Linked DNA regions of Homo sapiens: all the other regions are linked to region 1. The links are chromatin contacts, found by Hi-C or POLR2A ChIA-PET in ENCODE. All regions are on one chromosome and are shown on one strand. The core of a region is the stretch at or near the end of the contact, and the rest is flanking DNA. Distances in the headings are between cores, read along the strand shown. Region 1 holds the start of HBP1 (HMG-box transcription factor 1). Region 2 holds the start of FBXL13 (F-box and leucine rich repeat protein 13). Region 3 holds the start of LRRN3 (leucine rich repeat neuronal 3).

Region 1 (3,918 bases), core at 784-3,283:
TATGTTATATATTTTATATATATACATGTATATGTTATATATTTTATATATATACATGTATGTTATATATTTTATATATATACATGTATATGTTATATATTTTATACATATACATATGTATATAGTGAAGAAAACAACTCTTACAGTGACAGTATCATGTTTGACGTCTGAGAGGTATGCCCTGTGAAGCACACAGGATAGCGGAGACATGTAGGTGGGCAATCCTGGGAGAAGGTACCCTTTTAACTAGGGTATGTAGTTAGGAGTTTGAGAAGTTAAGAAAGAGGAAGGGTTTTCGAGACAGAAAAGATAAGTAGGTTTACAAAACTAAGATGAAACTAGAAAGTGAAATCAAAACTTCATTCTATAATTTATCAGTAGAGAAAGCACAAACAATATTTTGCTTTAAAGTGGTTAAACGGCTCCTCAAAAGTATAACATAACCCAAAAACTTTAGGGAGTGGATTTAATTCTCAATATAATTCAAATTTCCTTGAAATTTTGTCAACTACTGTCTACCTTGCAAGAACTGAGTTTAACCAAGGCAACTGAACAGATGACCGACTCTACCACACTCATTTGCAAGATAAAGGAAAATAGCAAAAAAAAACCAAAAGTACAAGACATACATTGCAGATTTAGATCACTGTTAAATGACCAGAAAAGTATTTCCAATGTTAAAATTATTCTAATTCTCAAAAAGTACCTTTAATTTCAAAACCACTATTAGGAGTGCTTACGGCTATTCAGAGGGAAGTATTAATAAAGCTAAAGCCTCCATCCGAGCTGTTAGTAGGACTCCATCGCTTCCCAGTATGTATAACTCCTTTTCTAAGCCTCCTCTCGTCCTGGCATCAGTGGCACCATGAGCCAAAAACAAAACAAACAGAAAACTTGAGTATTACCTCGCTGTCAGTGCTCCTTCTAAAAACGACTGTAGCTGAAAACTCCCTAAGAATGAACTCGAGTGTAGAGTGCACAGCGGAGAGTGAAACACCCTAGACAGCACGCAGCATTTAAAGCTACAAAAACCTGGCTGTCCACTTCGCCTGGTTTGTTTTGTTTTGTTTCAATCGGCCTGCGGTGGCAGCATAGGTTGAAAGGCGGAGACTGGAATCGCCTGCCAAGCCTCCTCTTTGGGTCACACAGAGCGGTGCCTCCCGGTTCACGCCAAGTCCATCCCCCACCCTCTTTCGCCATTCATCGCGTTCCCCTCCCTTCCCCCCATCATGTGACCGCAGCCCGGACTCCGGGCTTGTTTTTCCCCTCGGCTCAGCCCCAGCGCGCAGGCGCCTGGGAGCCCATTCATTCGAACTGCGTAACAATGAGCCCCGGGGCCCAGCGGCTCCGCGAGCTCCTCAGCTCAGCCAGAATCCCCCTCAGTCCAGAAGGAGGCGGCGCCTCACTGGGGTCCCCCACCTCCGGCCAGCCCCCCACCCCTGGCCAAGCTCCGACCCTCCGCCCACAAACGGGGAGTTGAAGTCAAACTTTCCTGGGCAGCCCCGGCGCTGCGTCGGCCCCTTCCCCCGCCCTGGCCCGCCCCATCTCCACACCCGGCCCGGCCACCCACCGCGCGACCTGGCCCGGAACTTCGCCCTCCCCCTGCCTCCTCCCGGCCCCCGCCCGAGACCCCCTAGCGCCGCCGCCCCGAAGCCCAGGTGAGCTCGCGGGAGACGCTGCTCCGGTGGGCTCGCCGCGGGCACCAATCGAACGGTTAACTGCCCCCACCCCAAGGGCAACCCTCCGAGAAGAAGGAACGAGGACCCGAGCCCTCCAGTCTGCCCAATCCCCCGCGCTCCTGCCCCTCCCTTCCCCACCCCCACCTCTTCCCTAACTGAAAGACAACAAACCTGCCGCGAAGTGCCGGCAGCCCAGGCGCGGGCCGCTCCGGCCACGACAACACCACCAGCAGCTCTCGTACCCCCTCTCCGACCGACGTCGGCCTCCCCCGCGCGGGTTACTGCTCCCGCGGCAGCTCTTACTCCTCAACCGAAACTTTCCTACTTACCAAACCCGTCGCCATTACCAAGTCTTTCAAGCTTCGTCTTCCCCCTCCCCTCAACCCCCTGGGGGTTGAGCCCCGCCCAGCTCTTTCGCCCTCTTATTGGACTGCAGAACTGCCATTCGGTTCTTCCCCTTTCCCATTGGGTGGTACCGTGGTCCGTCTCGGGGGGCGGGCATGTATTGACTTTTGTGTTGTGTTTACTGGAGAAGATGGCATGTCAATCACAAGAGTAAGTGCTTCGGATTGGACTATTGCCGAGAGTCCGGGGACCCAAGCCAAACTTTGTCCCCGAAATGGATTGTGGGTTCGTAGTCTCAAGCCTTGGTCCTTGGCTGTGGGAGACTGCTGGCCGGGGAAGAGCTGGACTACGTATCCCAGAGGCGCTCGCACAGCGCAGTCTTGATAGTAAACAAGAGTCATAGGGACACGTGTATCAGCTCGTTTGTTTTGGTGTCTGGGACAAAAGGGAGGGGGCGGAGGAAGGGAGTGTTTTAAAGCTTGGGCCTCTTCTTTTCCTCCGGGCCTCTGCTAACACTTAGAGCGGCCCAAGCCTCTTGCAGCACCCAATCCGGGCCATAAACAGCCAGAGTTGCTCGCTGCTCAAGAGTTTGGCAGGAGGCCAGGGTATTGTTTTAGTGCGAGGGGAAGGAGATGACTGCACCAGCGGAAGTACTGCAGGCTAGCGAGGGACTTGATCACCCACAAATCACGGCCCCAGGCACGAAGGGGTCGAAAGTGATGCTGGGGGCTGCACTGGCAGTGGGAAGAACTAGAAGTCCTTTCTCTTGTGCCTTGCCTCACCACTCCCAGGACAGCAACTTGAGATTGCCTTGTCAGCTCTGTTCAGTTCACCTAAGTTTGTTGAGCCGCCACCTAAGTGCCAGGAAGAGTGAGGCTGGGGGATGGACTGTGAGCAAGCGAGAAGCTGGAGTCTAGAGAATTTACAAAGCGGGGGCGGGGGCGGGCGATTACGAAATTGAGGCAAGTTAAAGCGGCATTTTCCATACTGATTAGTATGCTCGTTGGTTAACGTAATACAAAGGGTGTAATGTATGACGTAAACTGATTTAATTTGTGAATCATTATCAGTAAGTTTCTCTGGTGAGTTTTATTAACCCTCTTTTCCTTCTAGACGTTTTCTCATTGATGAAAGAAACTGTCTTTCCACTTCATTTCCACTAGGAGTTCCTCAAGTTACGAATTCTCTGACTCACCAGAGACGCTTCCCTGCTTTATAGTTAACTTCTCTTTAAACATGGCTGTCCATTCACAGTCGGCTGCATCTAGTCAATAATTGGTGTCTTTACCATTCACATTACAAAGGCATGATTAAGCTTTTTCCCCCCTTTGAACCTTTAGTGTTTAATCATTTAAATTGTGCTTTAGATTTTCTAACTTTAGATCACTAAATATATGCTTAGAATTAAGATGAGGAAAACCTACATTAGTAAGAAATCTGTAAAAGCAAACCTTTGGACAGAGCCAGAAATCACACAGCTAGTTATTTCTTTAAAACCTCCTGCATTTCTTGGATTTTTAAATATACCTGAAAGCCGCGTAACAAATCAAGAAATCCAAAATAAGCCCCCACATGTTGAAATCGAGTTTAAAATTCTTGAGAATTCCCCATTTGAATCCGTGAAGTGAAATTATAAAGTAGTCCTCCCGTGTAATCAAATACTTACTTTCTATGTTCACAAATAGTAATAAAGCATTCTATTTTTTATTAAAATAATTCAGAGGAGAGCCAACAGAATGCTTAATTTTTTCCCTGAGGAAAAAGGACAGGATTTGAATTTATCATCTTTCAGAAATTATTAGTGACTCAAAGAAATGAATGTCTCTGCTACTTTGTGTATGCTTTTTTTTTTTTTTTTTTTTTTTACAATGGAGGGTCATCGTGTACTAGAATA
Region 2 (3,918 bases), core at 818-3,317, 4.1 Mb after region 1:
AAATCTTTTTGTTTGTTTTTTGTTTTTTGAGACAGAATCTTGCTCTGTCGCACAAGCTGGAGTGCAATGGTGCAATCTTGGCACACTGCAACCTCTGCCTCCTGGGTTCAAGTGATTCTCCTGCCTCAGCCTCCTGAGTAGCTGGGATTACAGGCACCCACCGCCAAGCCCGGCTAATTTTTGTATTTTTAGTAGAGATGGGGCTTCCCCATGTTGGTCAAGCTGGTCTTGAACTCCTGACCACATGATCCGCCTGCCTTGGCCTCCCAGAGTGCTGGGATTACAGGTGTGAGCCACCACACCCAGCCTGTAAATCTTTTTAAAAGTGAAATAAGCATTTGGCCAGTTTTACAGCCCAAGAAAGACTTTCTTAAAAGCTTTGGAGCCTACTGTTCGAAAGCGTACTCTTTGAAACCTACTCTTCCAGGAAGATAGATCCCCAATCTCCCCAACTCTGTGAGTTTTTAGCCTGGGCACCTGGTTCCACATCATAAAGATATTTTTATTTTTCCTCTGGATAAAGGCAATTAGATAACAACCACCCCAATTACCAGTAAATTCAGGATAAACTACATGTAGCAAATGGTACTGTCAAGTCCTCTTACCTAAGGACAAATTATTTTTTATCTTGAGAACACGTATGTAATATGAAATCGGTTCTATCTGTCCAGCTACATTTAAAGGAATTAGAATTCTTCCTGCTATCCCATTAGCAAATTGCCCGTGATGTGTGAGGCAATTTAGTTTGTGCTTATTCAACAATGAAGCTGTTTAGCTCTCTTCTACAATTGTGGACAGGAGTTTCTTGGATGGCAGATATGATATTTTAAATTATTTCCCTAACAGCTTCCATGATGTGAAACATGCCTTTGGAGGGTTTTAATGTACCGATCAACTTTTGGACAGAAACCGAATCATGCATTTGTCCGCTGGGAGGGTGTGTCTCGCGCAGACAACTGTTCCCATTTCCAAAACACACACCAGGCTGCGAGGTCTTGGACCACTGTGACTCCCAGGTACCTCCCGTCTGAGGCCGGGCCGAGCGCCCGCACAACTGACCCTCTGACGTCCCTTCTTCCAGGGCACCTGCAAGCAGAGATTGACCTATGGCTCTGGGCCCCTCAACAGCCCTTCCACAATCGGGAGAATCCCTTTAGTTACACAAAGGCCCGGAGCAAGCTTTAAAATGAGAGGCCATCAACAGGTTTTTAAGAAATCTAATCCTCCGCTGTGACGCGGAGCTCAGGCAGGAAAGCCAGGGCAAGTTTTCATACCAGTATAGTCAGCAAAGGGGCGGCGGGGGCGGCGCAGCACCCTGCACTCACACAAGTACTGCCTCTCCCTCTAGCTCGGCTCCTCATTTTACCCCGAGCACACGCAAGCCACCACCCCGGCCTGGGGAGCCCCCCTGCCCAGTCCCCGCCCACCTGCCGGAAACCCCGGGGTCCCACCTGCGGACTTCGAAGAGCGTATCCCGAGCTCGCGGTCGCCCCGCCGCCGACCCCGGGTCAGCCTGTAAATGCAGTAGCAGGCGCCCGCGCCGAGCAGCAGGCCCGCCGCCACCCAGCCCGCGCCCCGGGGGCCACCCATGCTGCCGCCGCGGCAGAGCCGCAGCGCCGGGCCAGGGCAGGAGGCTCGCGGGGGCCAGCGCGGAGGTCTCCAGCGCACGCGGGCCTAGCCGCCACAGCAAACGCCACCTGACCTGGATGTGGAGAAAGGAAATGGGGTCTGAGCTCCGCCTCCCGGAAACGGCCTAGCTCAAAGCCTATAACCGCCCACTCCAGCCCGGCGCGTCCCGGCGGCTTCTCCCAGGCGAGGCGGGGCGGTGCGGGGCGCTGCACACCGGGAGGGGGGGGTCGGACGGTGCGCCCCACGCGGAGACGCCGGGGCCCGCAACCCAGAGCCGAGCTTCCCGTCTCTTCCCCCGGGGCGTGAAGCAACCATTCCTCCCTCCCGCCCCTGGCAGCGGAGCGCGGGGCGGTGCCACGCCCAGCCCCGCCCCCTGGTTGCCGGGACAACGCCCGCACGCGCCCGGCCCCTAGTCCCAGCGCGGGGAGGGTACTATCGCAGCTTCTCCGTCAGGCCTTGGGCCATGGCCTCGCTACGCAATGCCAACCCGAGGCTGAAGAACTACTTCAAGGAGAACTACATTCCTCAGGTCTGCGAGGTACTGGACACGCGTGGCAGCGGACACAGACCGTCGGTGGGGAGTTAGAAGGGGGAGGAGTCAGGAAAGACTTCCCGGAGGAGGGACTAGGTTTCGGGATTGGGGAGGAGTGGAGGGAAGGCGGGGCAGAATGCGAGAAAGTGAAGTCAAATTCGGACTTGTAGGCGATCAGGGCTGAAGACGCTGATTAGAGAGAAAACAGAGGGTGATGGTGGCTGCACGTGGGGAATGGGTGACATCTCCCAGGGGGAATGAGCACAAGGCCCAGATCGGAAACCCCAAACTCAGATTTTAAGGTTTGGACAAGAAGTACCTGAGGAGTGGAGGAGTGAGAAAGAAGTGCCAGAGAGCCTGAGGAGGAAAATCAGCAGACTGGCATTATGAAGAATGTTGTCAGAAGTAGGGAGTAGGCACTAGTCACCTAAGATAAGGAGCTGGATTCTGCCCAAGGTGAGCCTGAGGTTTCCATGGAGCCGTGAGGGCAGAAAATAGATGGAGGTTAGCGGAGGGAAGAGTGGAAGCTGAGACCTTTGGTCAGTGTAGTCAGCCCTTTGTGAAGGTAAGGACCCTCTCAACCAGGATTGCCTTTAGACAACAGGAAGGACTGCCCTCCTACTGCCGTTATAAGAGTAGGGAAGGAAGACAGGAAGGGGATAGACATTAGGTTTTGTAGGTTTGGGGGTAGGAAGCTGAGAACATTTGCCTTTGTTGACCTCTTTTTTTCTCTACAAATAGTTGGTGAGATATTTACCAAGAATGTGCGTGTTTGAGTGGGGATGGGGATGTTGGTGCAGTAGGAGGTTCGAGCAAAGATACGTTATGTGGAGAATGAGGGAGAGAGATGTCTAGGGAAAGAAAGAGGAGGTCCTACCTGAGGGTAGTAACGCTCCTAGGCGGTTGGGAGGGCAATTTGGTAGAGACCCCCCACCCGTCTCTTTTTTGGATGGTAATTGAGAAATATTTATTAAGATGTTAAATACATGTACCCTTTAACCAAGCATTTCTACTTCTAGGGATCTACTTTAGAGAAATACTTGCACATGTGTTCAGGAGGATGTACAAGGATATTCATTATAACTTTGTTTCATAGTAAAAATAGTAAATGACCTAGAGTGACTAAGCGAATGAGGCATTATGTAGAATAAAGTATATCTGTACCTACTAAGAAGAAATGTCCTCCAAGACATATTATTATTATCATCATTATTATTGAGACACGGGGTGTTGGTCTGCCACCCAGGCTAGGGTGTAGTGGCTCCATCCTAGCTCACTGCAGCCTCAAACTCCTGGGCTCAATTGATCCTCCCACCTCATCCTCCCAAGTAGCTAGGACTACAGGCATACACCACATGGCTGGCTCCCAACACATATTATTAAGTAAAAAAGAAAAAGTGCAAGTTGCTTAGCAACTGTCCATTCTGCTCTAGCTGTCCATTTGATTTCATATATGTTGTATATGTGTTTATGTACATATATGTGTATATATCTAGCTTTAAGACAATAGTGCATGCATAGAACCTATGCCAAACTGTTAATAACAGATGTCTTGTGGAATGGTTTTGGGGGAAAAGATGGAGAATTCTAACTTTTTACTCTGTCCATAGCTGTATTGTTTTAATTTATTACAGTGAGTTTTGTGTTGTACCTCTATACAATTGTGCTTGAAAATATGTAGGGAGAATGGTACCCATCTTCCCGGTTGTGTGATTTTCTCAAGTAGCAGTCAGTAAATCAGATGTAGGTACAGAGAT
Region 3 (3,918 bases), core at 653-3,152, 3.9 Mb before region 1:
TGGCAGGATCTAAGTGGCTGGTTATTGTCTTTTTGCTTTGGCTTATATTACAAACTAGGAAACCAATAATAGCTCTGAAATCACAGTTGTGGAAAAAAATAACCCACAGTTTCAAAGAAGCTGACTCTGTTAACTGTGTGGTTAGTTGAACTAAAAGAAGGCAGGAGAGAGCTCCAGAAGATGAAATACAAATGCTAGGTTTCTTTTACTGTCTTTCCAGGACCCAGTAAAGAGGGCAGTGAATGTTTCCATGAATATCCTCAATTGGTGTTGTCTGTTTGAAAGCATATTCTAAGTAGCTGGCTTCCCTTTACAAGATTGGAAGTAAAAATTAACCCACACTGAATTCCATGAATCATCAATACATGGATGCTCATAGAGTTTACTGAGAGTAATTCTGTCTCAAAGGCATTGCTTCTGAAACTAAAGATGAGAAATATATCAGTAATATTTATGGTACCAGAGCACACTATTTTCTAGGTAGATATTTTGAACCTTTACTTCTATTTTTGTTTTCACATTATCCCCTTTTCACTAAATTAGGACGGTTCTACTCATATTCATAGCCTGCTTTCACTGAAATTAGAGGCAGAGAAACAAGGACATATTGTTAAAAATGAATAAATTAGAGCCGAATTAAGCCATCCAGCTCAACAACAGCAAAGGGAATATAGCAGTTGGTTAGAACAAACAATTTTCTTAAATAGGAAATGTACTTTAAAGCCATCCTGCTGTGATCCTGTTAATTACCAAAGATTAGAACTCTTCTGGTTCATGGGATCCTTTCACCTAGTGTGTGGCAGTTCCAGCTGCATTAGCAATCAGACATTTGCACTGTCCCTTCAGACCAGCGAGGGGATGTTATTAAAGGGAAGTCATTTACCCCAGTCCGTAAGATGTAGCCTGGCAGAAATTCAATAACTGTTTGTGATATGCTCATTCTGCTACTCTGCTTAGTGGTTTAGCTCTTAACATACAACAGCATTTGCCTTAATTTGCATCCACTGGATGAGACAAAATAAAAATGCCCCATTTGGTGGGTTGATTTCAAAACAGAGAATAATGTGTGATCTGCTTTTCACTACAAATAATGTGAAGAAAAAGGAAAATTGCACCCCATCACCCGTGACTCTCCTCTCCTCTCTGTCTCCTCTCTGTCTTCTCTCTTCCCCATCTCCTTCTCTCTCCCTCTCCTCCTCTCTTCTCCCCCACTGTTCCCTTCTCTTCTGTCTCCCTCCTTTTTCTCCTCCCCCCAACACTGCTTTTTCTCTCCCACTCACATCCTCTAATGGGCATTCAAGCTAGTAAAATGCATGTTGGAGAATCTCACAAACACAGCTAGGCACACACAGAGCCAGCTGGGTTTTGCATGTGAATTTCTTCTCAAAAGTGCAATAAAAGAAAAATGCTCTTAGAATTCAGACAAGAAGAAGACATCAAAGGAGGATTTAGGTGTAAAAACATGATCATCGAAGAGACAAGAAATAGAACGTATTTTAAAATATATGTGTATTTTAAACTTACCTTGAAAAGCAGTTTCAGTGCTAGCCCACCTCCGATGTCCTTGCGTGCTGGATTCCTCAGTTCCTTGGTTGAGATAATCACATGGTTGTGTTCTTGCCCGGTATAAATAGGTGCATTTGTGTGTCTGTGTAACAAAGTGTACAAAATATATACTATAGATATGCACACATGCACGCAATCTTATCTCTCTATTTTAAAATATAAAGGAAGGCAGGAGGCTGCAGCCGGGATTCCTTCTTTTTCCTGGAACTCTTTTTCTCAGTCGGCAGGCTGAGGCTCTCAATCCAGTGAAGAGAGATCCTGTGAGCTGGCTTTATTTTTCCTTGTTTCCATGGTGGTTAGTGGTGCATCGTTCACCCGATCAGTTGTCACACTGACATGGTGCTGCCTGCTCAGCGGTCATTAATAACTGAACACCCTCCACTCCCCAGAGAGGAGCCAATCGCTTCAGACAGCCAAGATGTAGCACTCGCAGCTGCTCCAGTCTGGTTGGCTGAAACAAACTGTCTGTTCTATGACACTGCTGCTTAGGATACAAATAAATGAAACAGGCTTGCATGTTTTCCTAGGTATCATTTTCCTTCTTTTTTTTCCTTTCTGAGGGAATGTTGGGAATTTTTGACAAGTTTTCTCAATTTTAGGTTATCAGTCATTCAGAGAAATATGTTTTCAGTCTGCAAATAGAGAGGACACACTACTGATAAGGATTTCCTAAATATTAAAAACACCTGGTAGAGACTCAAACCTCCAACTCCGTCTCTGAAGTTCAGCAATGACTGCATTATTTAAGAAGAGAAGCTTGCAACTGTTTTGAGTGGCATTTGGTTCTCTATAGATCCTACTTAATTTAGCATATGTGCTTGGTGTTCAATAACACTTTTTTTTTTTTTTTTTTAGCAATGACATTTCTTGTCTGGATTGACCAGATTTTTAAAATAAAGCATATATTTGCCTCTCTGTAATTCACAACATTGGCATTTGAGGGGGTACTTTTTAAAAATATGTATTTCTAATTATACTCACTGACTTCTCTTTATATGATGTAATAAATCTAGGAGCTACATATGAATGGGTACATGTGTAGGTGTGTTTGTGTATCTGTGAGTGTGTGTGTGTATTTAGGATGTATTTTTTACCACTCTGGGGAAATATTTCGATTGTAATAAGTTAAATTATTTAAAAGACTATCTTTATTCTTAGGCCTATTAACTCTGAAAGGATATTTCCCAGGAAAATATACTATATAAGCCATACATGTAAAACATTTTTATTAATTACCAGAAATTTGGAAAACACAGAAACACATAGCAGTGCATATTTCTGAAAGAACATACATGAAAAATCAAAAAGCAGTTTTAAAAATGCATGTTTTACAACCTTAATTAGTATACTAGAGAAACATCTTGTTGAGGAGAATGGAACATGAGGATTAATATATCAACAGGTCAAAAGCAGGCTAGTCATGACTCCAACCCCAGTTTTGAGAGACTACCCTCTAGTGGAGTAAAGAGAAATGGCACTTATTAGATTTACTTAGGAAAAAAAAAACAAAACCTTCACATCTAATTGCTCCTTAAGTGCTTATTGACATGACATAGAACAATAGTTTGCAGTTATTATAATAATAATAATACCAGGAAAAATTTTAAACAGTAGGCTTGTCTTTAAATACTGAATATTTTCACTCTGTAGTTTTCTAGAAACAGTTCCCAAATGTTTTTTTCTATAAGAATTTATTCAAATGAATCAAAATAAGTTCAAGATAAAAGTAGCATCTCATTTAACCTAATACTTATTTCAGAATATTATTGTAAGGTTTTATTATTTACTGGATACTCTAGTATTTACTCAGAAAGCACTGAGTCAGTTCTGTATGTTAGGGATCATGGTTGAGTGTTGGGATGTTGTGTTAGAGTATATTTACATATAATTTAATGTACTTTTAATAATAGTAATAATCATCCTTCTTACCCCTTAATTTTAATCTAGCAAATCTTAGTTTCTTTAATATTCCAAATTATTTCAGTATCTGCAGGATTTATTTCCACATATGGAAGAATAATCTTAAAATTGTGATAATTATTTGTAAAAAGAGAATTTTTATTTATGCCATGGTATCTTAAGTGATTAATTTTCATTGATTGGTATTGACTGTATAATTGACAAGTCCAGTAATCAAACCAATTATAATGCACTCCCATAATGAAGGTAAGTTGTGATAGTCAGATACATGATTAAACTCCTCTCTTGGTTTTTAAATGAAACTGCAGTCATACCTAATATCTTAAATTTCAGTCTGTTTCAGAAATCAAGAAAAAATCTTTTCAGTTTTGATTCAGTTAGAATTGTTAAAGGTAGCCATTTATATGTTATCTTACATTATTTCATAGGAAG

The links. Hi-C counts contacts between places; a loop is a spot of excess contacts on that map. ChIA-PET counts read pairs that join two places held with the same protein, here RNA polymerase II (POLR2A). Pooled maps may share reads with other maps.
Region 2: a loop to region 1 is called in a pooled map, with 13 times the contacts of the local background. The contact joins the promoter of FBXL13 here to the promoter of HBP1 in region 1. A Hi-C loop is called at or near these places in 1 of 37 single-sample maps with no recorded cell type and 10 of 50 pooled maps. POLR2A ChIA-PET finds 5 or more read pairs at or near these places in 1 of 52 experiments (CD4-positive, alpha-beta T cell).
Region 3: a pooled map shows a loop between it and region 1 (5-fold over the local background). The contact joins the promoter of LRRN3 here to the promoter of HBP1 in region 1. A Hi-C loop is called at or near these places in 2 of 168 maps with a recorded cell type or tissue (CD4-positive, alpha-beta memory T cell and naive thymus-derived CD4-positive, alpha-beta T cell) and 8 of 50 pooled maps. POLR2A ChIA-PET finds 5 or more read pairs at or near these places in 2 of 52 experiments (both activated T-cell).

The regions. Positions count from the first base shown.
Region 1 is chr7:107,167,118-107,171,035 of GRCh38, reverse strand. It overlaps HBP1 (HMG-box transcription factor 1), which reads right to left and starts at 2,033. Exons shown (of 11, transcript NM_012257.4): 1 at 1,851-2,033. RefSeq lists silencers at 1,334-1,553, 1,814-1,913, 1,932-2,505 and an enhancer at 2,224-2,383.
Region 2 is chr7:103,072,945-103,076,862 of GRCh38, reverse strand. FBXL13 (F-box and leucine rich repeat protein 13) reads left to right here and starts at 2,067. Exons shown (of 21, transcript NM_001394494.2): 1 at 2,067-2,167. The coding sequence starts at 2,093. It overlaps ARMC10 (armadillo repeat containing 10), which reads right to left and starts at 1,723. Exons shown (of 7, transcript NM_031905.5): 1 at 1,452-1,723; 2 at 982-1,086. The coding sequence starts at 1,590. RefSeq lists an enhancer at 977-1,026 and a silencer at 1,297-2,136.
Region 3 is chr7:111,089,111-111,093,028 of GRCh38, reverse strand. LRRN3 (leucine rich repeat neuronal 3) reads right to left here and starts at 1,902. Exons shown (of 3, transcript NM_001099658.2): 1 at 1,525-1,902. The region is part of intron 3 of IMMP2L (inner mitochondrial membrane peptidase subunit 2); the gene reads left to right.